Regions from separate parts of the Homo sapiens genome. Here region 1 is linked to region 2. A link is a loop called in an ENCODE intact Hi-C map of the cell type or tissue named here. Cell type or tissue: heart right ventricle. All regions are shown on one strand. Each heading gives the region's core, and the rest is flanking DNA. Links, peaks and the distances in the headings are about the cores only. Region 1 has its middle 13 kb from the start of RPL5. Region 2 overlaps EVI5 (ecotropic viral integration site 5).

Region 1 (5,385 bases), core at 272-5,271, 69 kb after region 2:
CCCAAAGAGCTGGGACCACAGGCATGAGTCACTGTGCCTGGCTACCAATTCTTATTATATGGATTTTAAATTTCCAAATAATAAAGTTAGAAACTAGTTACCCTTCCTTGCGACGTGAATTTTCAGGCCTGAAGATTTGTGTTAGGCAGTGCTTCACCTTCCCAAAATAATTCCCTTTGAGAATTATTTCAGATGTCAACTAGGGAAGCTCTTTCCCCTCAGAAAAGCAGTTAAATTCCACTCAATCTTTCAGTTTCTGAGGTCTGTAAAATCCAATGTCCTAACCAGGATTCCTGCTAATTCCCAGTGACTTATAATTTCATGATCATTTCTGCCTTCAGCTCATATTTTGGGGCGTGCTGTTTTTGTTCCTCTTTCATTCATGCCAGCCCAGAATTTAGCCCCACATGACTTTTCAAAGGAAATTCATTTCCACCAACATTTTACGGATTTTAGTAGACTTCACTGAAGATAGTGGGATCATGGAGAAGAGTCAATTCATAGAAAGCCATCACGGTGGCTTCACTCTCCTCTCTTTCCTTTCCCCCGTCTCATTCATATGACTTCCTTTCAGAAGCAAAGCAAATTCTTCCCCTGGCTCTGCCCCTGATGGAGACAGGGTCTTGCTATGTTGACCTGGTTTGTTTGTTTGTTTTTTAGAGAGATGAGATCTCACTCTGTCGCCTAGGCTGGAGTGCAGCTGTGTAATCCTCCTACTTCAGCTCCCAAAATGCTAGGATTACAGGTGTGCAAAGCAAATTCTTCGCCTGGCTGTCTGCATAGCAGTTTTTCAAGCCTGATGCTTCAGCAAGTCCTTGAGGCCTCACCCTCCACAGCAGCACCTTATCCAAGTATTTCCTCCAGCAGAGGATTCTAGTAGAAAAAAGAAAAAATATAGCTATTCTATTATAGAAAAAAAAAAGCTTATTTTATTCTGGAAAAGAGGACTTATTCTATATTCTTCAACAAGTGTGTAAATAATGGTGACAGTAAAATTTAAAAAGTCTCATCTAGGAAGTCATGTTAAGTTTCTACTTTTGGTGAATGAAAAATTATTGGTGAATGAAAAATTATTCTAAATTGGGTGGGTTTTAAAGGAAAAAATCATCTAGAGATTTTCTTGCCTGGGCCTTTACTTAATCTATGATGGGGACAACACCAAGGTTTAATGATTACTTCAGCAATAAATGACCAAAGAAAGTACACATGGTGATCTAAAGGCAAACATTCTAGTTTAGTAAGTAAGTTAAAACTATATCCACTTTGCCCATACTAATGCTGATCAGAACCTGTTTTTCCAATGTAAATACTGCAACTACACTGGTTGTGTTACACTTAAAATTGGGCAAAGTTCAAAGAATCTCAATTGCACCTACTCCAGGAAGCCAAGTGTTATGGGTCGTTGCAGATGACCAACCAGGGACAGCTTTAGGATTTTTACACAGCAGGAGCATACAGCAGCTTTCTAGGTGGAGAGGTAGGGTGAGAGAACAGGTCTTGAAGGTGCATGTACATAGCACTTTATAAAAATTGAGAAAATACTAATCGTCTGTATCAATGATGGGGGTGCTAATGAAGACTGTAGGGATACTAAAGCCCATTCTCTCCTTTGGTGCTACCCATGGCCCTGGGGGCTGAAATGGTCTGGAGTCTTTCTGACTTGTTGGTTTCAAACTTGAAGCCATCCAAGAATTGTTTCAGCCCCTTTTGGTATTGAGAATATATAAATTCACTACTACTGATAGCCTCAGACATTCTTGAAAAAAGGAGTCCCCACCCAAGGCTGGTCTTTGTCTCAACCAAAGACTGGCAGCAAGGATTCATGGGTTAAAGAGAGGGGCAAGAATTAGGAGGTAGTGGGTCTAGGAGGTAAAATCAATTTCATAGCTGAAGGAAGAATGGCCATTTATGTATTATAGAGGACAAAATGCAAAAGACAGTTGTGGAACACATACAGGTTATACCATATTTTTGGACCAAACTCAGAAGTGCACATGAATATGACCTGTGTACAATCCATGAGGTCCTGTGCTTACTTCCTGGTTTTAGGATAGCAACACTTTGAATTGCAAAGTCACTTACTGACATCTAATGACCCTGTCATTAGCCGCCTTCTCTCTCTGAGGCATTGCCCCAAACACCCACAAACACACAAACTCAAACTCACCTGCTCCTGCCCCTCTGTTACTGGAAACAGATGAATCTTGGCAAGCTTCTCCCAGGCTTTCACCAATATCCTCCTTCCCTTCCCAAATTTTAGGCCAGTAGCCAGTAGCTGCACCCTTCTTCAGGTATACTTAGATGGAAAGAAGTAGGTCATTTGTTCATTTCCCAATTTTCTTTCTGCCCCTAGAAATACAGCTTCATCTTCTGGCAGCTTGCTGGCCACACTCCTCCTTCTGGTGAGTAGAAGCACTGCAAGCAAGACCAAATTACCCCTAATCCACTGCAAATCTCTATTTGTCAAAACAAAACAAAACAACAACAAAACACCTCAAATAAAACTAGAGGCCAGGCCTGGTGGCTCATGCCTGTAATCCCAGCACCTTAGGAGCCCAAGGACATCATATTACCTGAGGTCAGGAGTTCGAGACCACCCTGGCCAACATGGCGAAACCCCGTCTCTAATAAAAATACACAAAAACTAAGCTGGGAGCAGTGGCTCATGCCTGTAATCCCAGCACTTTGGGAGGCCGAGGTGGGGGGAACACTTGAGGTCAGGAGTTCGAGACCAGCCTGGCCAAAATGGCGAAACTCTGTCTCTACTAAAAATACAAAAAGTAGCTAGGCGTTCTGGTGTGCGCCTGTAGTCCCAGCTACTTGGGAGGCTGAGGCAGGAGAATCGCTTGAACCTGGGAGGCAGAGGTTGCAGTAAGCTGAGATTGTGCCATCGCACTCCAGCCTGGGTGACAGAGCAAGACTCTGTCTCAGAAAAAAAAAAAAGAAAAGAAAGAAAAAACCCACAAAAATTAGCTGGGTTCACGTGATGGCATGTGCCTGTAATCCCAGCTACTTGGGAGGCAGAGGCAGGAGAATCGCTTGAATCCTGGAGGAAAAGATTGCAGTGAGCTGAAATCGCACCACTGCTCTCCAGCCTGCGCAACAGAGTGAGACCCTGTCTAAAAAAAAAAAAAAAAAAAAAACTAGAAGGCCAGGCTCAGTGGCTCACGTCTGTAATCCCAACACTTTGGGAGGCCAAGACAGAAGGAGAACTTGAGCCCAGGAGTTCGGGACCAGCCTGGGCAACATAGCAAGATCCTGTCTCTACAAAAAAATTTAAAAGGCCAGATGCAATGGCTTACACTTTGTAATCCCAACACTTTGGGAGGTGGGAGGATTGCTTGAGTCCAGGAGTTTGAGACCAGCCTGGGCGACATAGCAAGATTCCATCTCTACAAAAAATAAAAAATTAGCTGGGCATGGGGGCATGCATCTGTAGTCCCAACTACTCTGGAGGCTGAGGTGGGAGGATCCCTTGAGCCCAGGAGATCAATGCTGCGGTGAGCTCCGATAGCACCATTACACTACAGCCTGGGTGACAGAGTGAGACCCTATCTCAAAATAAATAAATAAGTGTTATTATTTTAAGCCTCTATATTTTCAAGTAGATTGTTATATACTAACTGATAAATGGAACAACTAAAATAAATGGTGAGAGGTTATAATGTGCCTGCCATAATAGTATACCCATTTCATTTACTCATTAAATTTATTTTATACCAAACTCTGCTATGCATGCTGGGAATACAGCAGTGATTGCAACAGATAATGTCCCTTTCCTGACTTCACAGACTGTTTGGGGTAGGGAGGGTAGATGCACTAAACAAATTAACAAATGTGTAATTCCTAGGTTGTAACAAATGCTGTGGAGAAAAAGCAGGATACAGGGAAGAGAGAGTGATGGGGTATTTTATTTTAGATGTAATGATGAGGGAAGGCCTTCCTGAAAAGAAGACCTAAAGAAGTAAAGCAGCACACCAAATGAATATTTGGTGGCTGACTAGTGAAAGCAGAGGGAGCAGCTAGTACAACGACTCTGAGCTAGGAGTGCGCCTAGAGGCCAGTATTTGGAATGGAATGAGGAAAGGTTGAAAGGAGAAGAGGTGAGGTCAGAGAAACATGTGGAGTCCAGAGCATGTAGGATTTTGTGGGCTGTGATGAGGAATTTGGCCACTGGAGAATTTTGAGCAGAGGAGTAGCATACTCTGACTTGTATTTTTAAAATATCAGTCGGGCTGTGTGGAGAATAACCTGTAGAAGGGCAAAGTTTGAAGCAGAGTGAACTGTTGAAGTTAATGCAATGACCTGGGCAATGATGATGGTAGCTTGGACCAGGGCAGTAGCAGTGGAGGGCATGAGAAATGGTTGGCTATTTTATATATACATATTTTAAAGTGCAGCCACTAGGATATGGATGTGGAACTTGAGAAAAAGAGAATCATCAAGGGTGACTTGGGTTTCTGGTGTTATTTGCTCTTTATCAAGTATTCTTAATGTACTTGTCCTGCCTCTTCCATCGGAGCTCCTGGAGTCATTCGGTGTATTCAAACACTCATCTGATGGCTGTGCTGTCAGTGCTAAGTGCCATTCCGATGACTCCTTTAAGCACAGACTCTCTAAGATGCTGACCCCATGCAGAAACATGAAAATGACTAAGAGCATTATGAGCATCACTTTGAGGTTGTCTATAACAAATATAATTACACCTTTATGTTTGCAATATTTCCTTGAAGAAGTTGGCTTTATTGTCATGTGCTAAGGGAAAAAGCCATAATTTATGTTGTTTCTCCCAAAAACTTGGTGAGCTTTCATGTATATATCTTAGGTCCTCTTTATATGCCCAAATAATTGAAGAGGGAGACAGACATTGGTGTAATTTAACAGGTAGATTCTCAAAAGGATTTATAAAGTTTGTCATTAGTCATATATTTTAAACCTTGATGAACTGGCAAAATAAGACCATGGTCACTTTCAATAATTCCAGAAAAGATGTAGACTCACAATTTTAGTTCTCAGGTAGGATTCTTAGCTTGTAACACACTCCCAAACTCACACACACACACTATATATACGTGTGTATATATATATATATATATATATAGGTGTATATATATATATACACACACACACATATATATACACGTATATATACACACTTATATATATATACACGCGTATATATATACATATATATATACACGCGTATATATATACACATATATATACACGCGTATATATACATGTATATATACACACGTGTATATATATGTGTATATATACATATATATTCGTATATACGTGTATATATACATATATATTCGTATATACGTGTATATATATATATATATACGAATATATATTCGTATATATACGTGTATATATATA
Region 2 (5,385 bases), core at 169-5,168:
GAGCCTGAGGTCAAGGCTGCAGTGAACTGTGATCATACCACTGCTCTCCAGCCTGGGCAACAGAGCAAGACTCTGGTTCAAAAAAAAAAAAAAAGTTTTTTTAAAAAAGAAGTATAAGTGAGCAAAACAACCATATATTATTATATATTGTTACCCAATACAAGTAACGGGGGAAAAGCTATAGAATAATTTTTATGACACATTTGTAAAAGTCTGTATTTCCCAAAGATGGCCTATATAGTCCACAGGTTCCACATCCGCAGGTTCTGAACCAACCATGCATCACAAATATTCAAAATATAATAATACAATTAAAAATAATACAGATTTTTTTTAAAACAGTACTGTATAACAACTACTTACACAGCATTTACATTGTATTAGGTATCATAAGTAATCTAGAAATGATTTTAAAGTATACAGGAAGATGTGTGTATATTATATACAAATACTGCACTATTTTATATATGGGATTTAAGCATCCATGGTAGTATGAGGGCAGTGATCTTGGAACCAATCCCCTGCAGATGCAGCAAGAAAACTAATTGTTATCTTAGTTTCCTAGTACTGCTGTTACAAAGTACCACAAACTGGGTGGCTTAAAACAACAGAAATAAGCCGGGTGTGGTGGCTCATGCCTGTAATCCCAGCACTGTGGGAGGCCGAGGTAGGTGGATCACTTGAGATCAGGAGTTTGAGACTAGCCTGGCCAATATGACAAAACTCCGTCTCTACCAAAAATACAAAAATTAGCCGGGAGTGATGTTGGGTGCCTGTAGTCCCAGCTACTTGAGAGGCTGAGACAGGAGAATTGTTTGAACCCGGAAGGCGGAGGTTGCAGTGAGCTGAGATCACGCCACTGCACTCCAGCCTGGGTGACAGAGCCAGACTCCATCTCACCAAAAAAAAAAACAAAAAAAAAAACCACCCAGAAATGTATTGTCTCACAGTTCTGGAGGCTAGAAGTCCAAAACCAAGTTGTCAGCAGGGTCATTCTCCCTCTAAAACTTGTAGGGAGAATCTTCCCTTGCCTCTTCCTAGCTTTGGGTGGTTTGCCAGTAATGACCAGCATTTCTTGGTTTGCAGTTGCAGCACTTCAAGCACTTGGATCTCAGCCTCCATGATCACATGACATTCTCCCCTCCAGTGACTGTATCTTCCCTAATTACATTTACAACAACCCTGTTTCCAAATAAAGTCACATTCTGAGGTACAAGGGTACTGTGATAGCTGGACTTCAACATATCTTTTTGAAGGACACAATCCAATCTGTAACACGGCCACATTTCCTATCTCACATCTTCCCATAGAGTGGTGAAGTCCACATCCCCTCCCCTTGAGCCCAAGCAAAGCTCGCTGACTGCTTCAACCAAAAGTGGGTACCAAAAGTTATTACTGAGCTTAACTCTTGGAATCTGGCTACCATGCTTTCAAGAAGCCCAAACTAGCCCACGCAGAGACCACATGGAGAGTACAGGCATTCTCACTAACAGTCCAGCTGAGGTTCCAGCCTCAACCACCAGGCACAAATGTGAACATACCCCCAACTGATTCTAGGCCCTAAGTGAAGAGTCAGCCCCAGACTCTAAGTCTTCCCAGCTGAGACCAAAGACGTGAAGCAGAGACAAGTCCTCTTCATAATCCTCTGTCTAAATTCCTGACCCACAGAATCTAAGCACATACTAAAATGATTATTTGAAGCCATTAAGTTTCATGGTGGTTTGTTACACCGCTACAGTAACTGGAACAATATCACATTATCCCACAAAACAAAATTAAAATATTTAACAGTGCTTGAAATAAAACCAAGAAACTAAAAGTATAGAGTATCAGTAAAGACAGCATACCAGACTTATTTTTATTTTGGGGAGACAGAGGCTTCAAATAATTGAGAAAAAAACATCTTTTCACTTGTCTATAGTGTGCTATGAGTAGGTACAAGTACACTAAGAAAATATAAATACATATTGGCCAGTCACGGTGGCTCATGGTTGTAATCCCAGCACTCTGGGAGGCCGATGCGGGCAGATCACCTGAGGTCGGGAGTTTGACACCAGCCTGACCAACAGAAGAAACCCCATCTCTACTAAAAATACAAAAATTAGCTGGGCGTGGTGGCGTATATGTGTAATCCCAGCTACTTGGGAGGCTGAGGCAGGAGAATCACTTGAACCTGGGAGGCAGAGGTTGCGGTGAGCCGAGATCGTGCCATTGCACTCTAGCCTGGGCAACAAGAGCGAAACTCTGTCTCAAAAAAAAAAAAAAAAAAAGAAAAAGAAAACCTTCATAGCTACTTTATTCTTAATAGCCAAATAGATAGGAGATAGGACAAATAAATTGTATTATAGTCATGATGATAAGGCTTCTTCACTCCTCCAGTAGAGGGCACACTCTTGCAAGCAGCTTTTGTAGCCAGTTGCTTCCTGGGTGTTTTACCACTGGTGCATCTGCTGGCAGTTAGCTTTGTACCAGCCATGGTATAGAGCTCTCCTTACTTAACCTCCTCCTTCAGCTGGAGCTCCTAATTTTTAACTTCTTAAAAGGCAACCATTCTACAATATGAACATATAAGCCTGGGCATTCAGAAGCTTTTAATATGGATACTCTAGCACATCTTTAATAATATATACAAAGTTCAGTTTCATCTACTATTTAATTTTCCAACAGGAGAGACTGCCTTGAATACCTCTATATCCCCAGTATCAAAGACCTTGTCTATCATAAACCAGATGCTCAATAAATGTCTCTGTGGAATAAAGGGTAATTTCTACATATATATATAGTATCTATAAATATATGTAAATAAATATATACACCTAGTTAAGCAGGAGAGTACTAACTACTGAATATGAGTATTCACTTAATTAGCCAAATCATGCTAACTTCAGACAAGGAAAAACTCCCTCCCCATTTAGAGCACAGAAAGTGTTATAAAATAATGTACTTTGCCAAGCATTCGAAGAGTCACTAAAATGTAGATCCAACCTTATCACACATAATCTACATCCTGCTAAAAGGGGGCCCACAGCCTCAGATTTCCAAATATCCATACTAATTCATGTTCACATAACTGCTCTCTAAGTCTCTTAAAATGCTCAATCAAGCCACCAAAGTTGACACAGATGAAAATAAGCTCACCACTCAAAAATATAACTCACACAAGAGACAAAACTCAATAAATGACAGCTGAGCATAGAATTAGACCCACAAGCACTTCAACTATTGGAATTATCAAATACAGAATATATAACTACTTTTAAAATGCTTAAAGCAATAAAAGAATTTTTTAAATGAGCAAGGAATAGGATACAAACAAAGATCATGCAAATTTTTGAAGTATCCAAGTGGAACTTATAGAAATAAAAAATTTAATAAATGAAATAGGAAAAAAAGGGAGGTGAGATGTGGGGAAGACAGAGGGATAGAGAATTAAACAGACATAAACAGAAAATCAATGAACTAGAAGAGCCGAAGACATTAACTCAGAAGGCAGCACAGATACAAATCAATACTTAAGAGGTTTATTTTAATACAAAACCAAATAAAAAATGGTATTTGCTTTACCAAACTAAGTCATCTTTCATATAACAAGATAATGAATACATGAAAACATAAAAATAAATCAAGAATCAAAACTAAAACTAACACTTTCACGAACACGCTGAAAAACACCACAATCATCACACTACACTATACTCTTTAGACATTTTAGGGGTCACAAACTCCTTTGAGAAATTCATGCACATATGAACAAAATTTTGCAAATAATTTTTGAACTTTCCTATCATCCCCAGATCCAGAAGTAGAATTCCTGACCCTCCTTTGGCTATAATAAATGTCTACCCCGTTGCCTTTTTCCCCTTACTTTTAATTTTTACCACTTACATGAGGTTATGACCAGAAAAAAAAAAGTAATATTTTATCTGTTGACTTCTTCCTGTGAAAAAGGTCAATTAGTTCTTTCCCCATCATCCATATCATCAACCTTGCCCACCATAACATACAAACACTTCATACATTCCATTATCCCTATGTAATTAAAACATATTTTTGGGCCGGGTGCGGTGGCTCACGCCTGTAATCCCAGCACTTTGGGAGGCCGAGGCGGGCGGATCATGAGGTCAGGAGATCGAGACCATCCTGGCTAACACGGTAAAACCCCGTTTCTACTAAAAATACAAAAAATTAGCCAGGCATGGTGGCGGGCACCTGTAGTCCCAGCTACTCAGGAGGCTGAGGCAGGAGAATGGCATGAACCCGGGAGGCAGAGCTGGCAATGAGCCAAGATCGCACCACTGCACTGTAGCCTGAGCGACAGAACAAGACTCCCTCTCAAAAAAAATAAAAATAAATAAAAAACATATTTTTGGTTACACCAATATTCAGTGTATGCATTAACATGACTATGTAACTTTAGTCACAGTTGTTCTATGAGGTATACTGTGATTACTTTTACTTTCTTGGACCAATTTTTTACTTTCCCTGGAGTTAATAAATGTCTAATTGTTTAGCTTTATTTGTACTTATAAATTCACCCCCAATTCATCCAATTATATAAATCTCCTCAACATATTCGAGCATATCACATGTGCTATCAATCTTATATTTTTGTACAAGTCCTTTCTGCAACCTTCTGACTTGCTCCATTCTGGACTAGTTGCTCTACACCTGGTACACAACTGTGATCCCAGGTATTCCTTTCACCTCACTTGGGTTGGATCATTTGTTTCCTAAACACTATGTCTTCCCTTTGCTCAAAACACTCTTATTTTGGTGGAGTACCTCCTCTACTACCTTCCTGAAAGGGGTTGCATGAGAGGTGAGTTTGAGACACTGCATATGTGAAAATGCTTTTTCTACTGTTACACTTGAAAATGACTGCACTATAAACTCTTAGATTACAAATAATTTTCCCAACCGGGCACAGTGGCTCCCGTCTGTAATCTCAGCACTTTGGGAAGCCAAGGTGGGTGGATCATCTGGCTCAGGAGTTCGAAACCAGCCTAGGCAACATGGTGAAACCCCATCTCTACTAAAAACACAAAAAATTAGCCGGGCATGGTGGTGCACGCCTATAATAATTACAACTACTTGGGAGGCTGAGGCAGGAGAGTTGCTTGAACCCAGGGGGCGGAGGTAGCAGTGAGCCAAGATCACGCCACTGCACTCAAGCCTGGGCGACAGAGAGACACCCTGTCTTAAAAAAATAATAATTTTCCCTTATACTTAAGATATTGCCCTCTATTGTCTTTTGCTTCCAGTATTCTTGTTGAAGAGCCTGTAACTACTCTAATTTTATTAACTAACCCATTTTTCCTTTACCTCTGGGAACTTCTCTATCTTCTCCTTAGCCCCTTAGTTGTGAAAATTCAATAAAATGACGGA

The links. Peaks named below come from ENCODE experiments on the same cell type or tissue, not always from the same donor. Only the 100,000 strongest peaks of a DNase experiment are listed, where the experiment ranks them.
Region 1: it touches region 2 in a loop (7-fold over the local background); 71 of 110 quality-filtered maps call a loop at or near these places.

Annotation. Positions count from the first base shown.
Region 1 is chr1:92,816,152-92,821,536 of GRCh38, forward strand. No RefSeq gene overlaps it. Among named protein-coding and RNA genes, the nearest start is that of RPL5, 13 kb to the right of the region's middle. In heart right ventricle, for the core only: a CTCF peak has its summit at 2,399; no DNase peak of the experiment used is centred there.
Region 2 is chr1:92,746,816-92,752,200 of GRCh38, forward strand. The region is part of intron 1 of EVI5 (ecotropic viral integration site 5); the gene reads right to left. It also overlaps the pseudogene H3P3. Among named protein-coding and RNA genes, the nearest start is that of EVI5, 36 kb to the right of the region's middle. In heart right ventricle, for the core only: a CTCF peak has its summit at 2,384 (motif pointing right); no DNase peak of the experiment used is centred there; H3K27ac peaks cover 459 bases.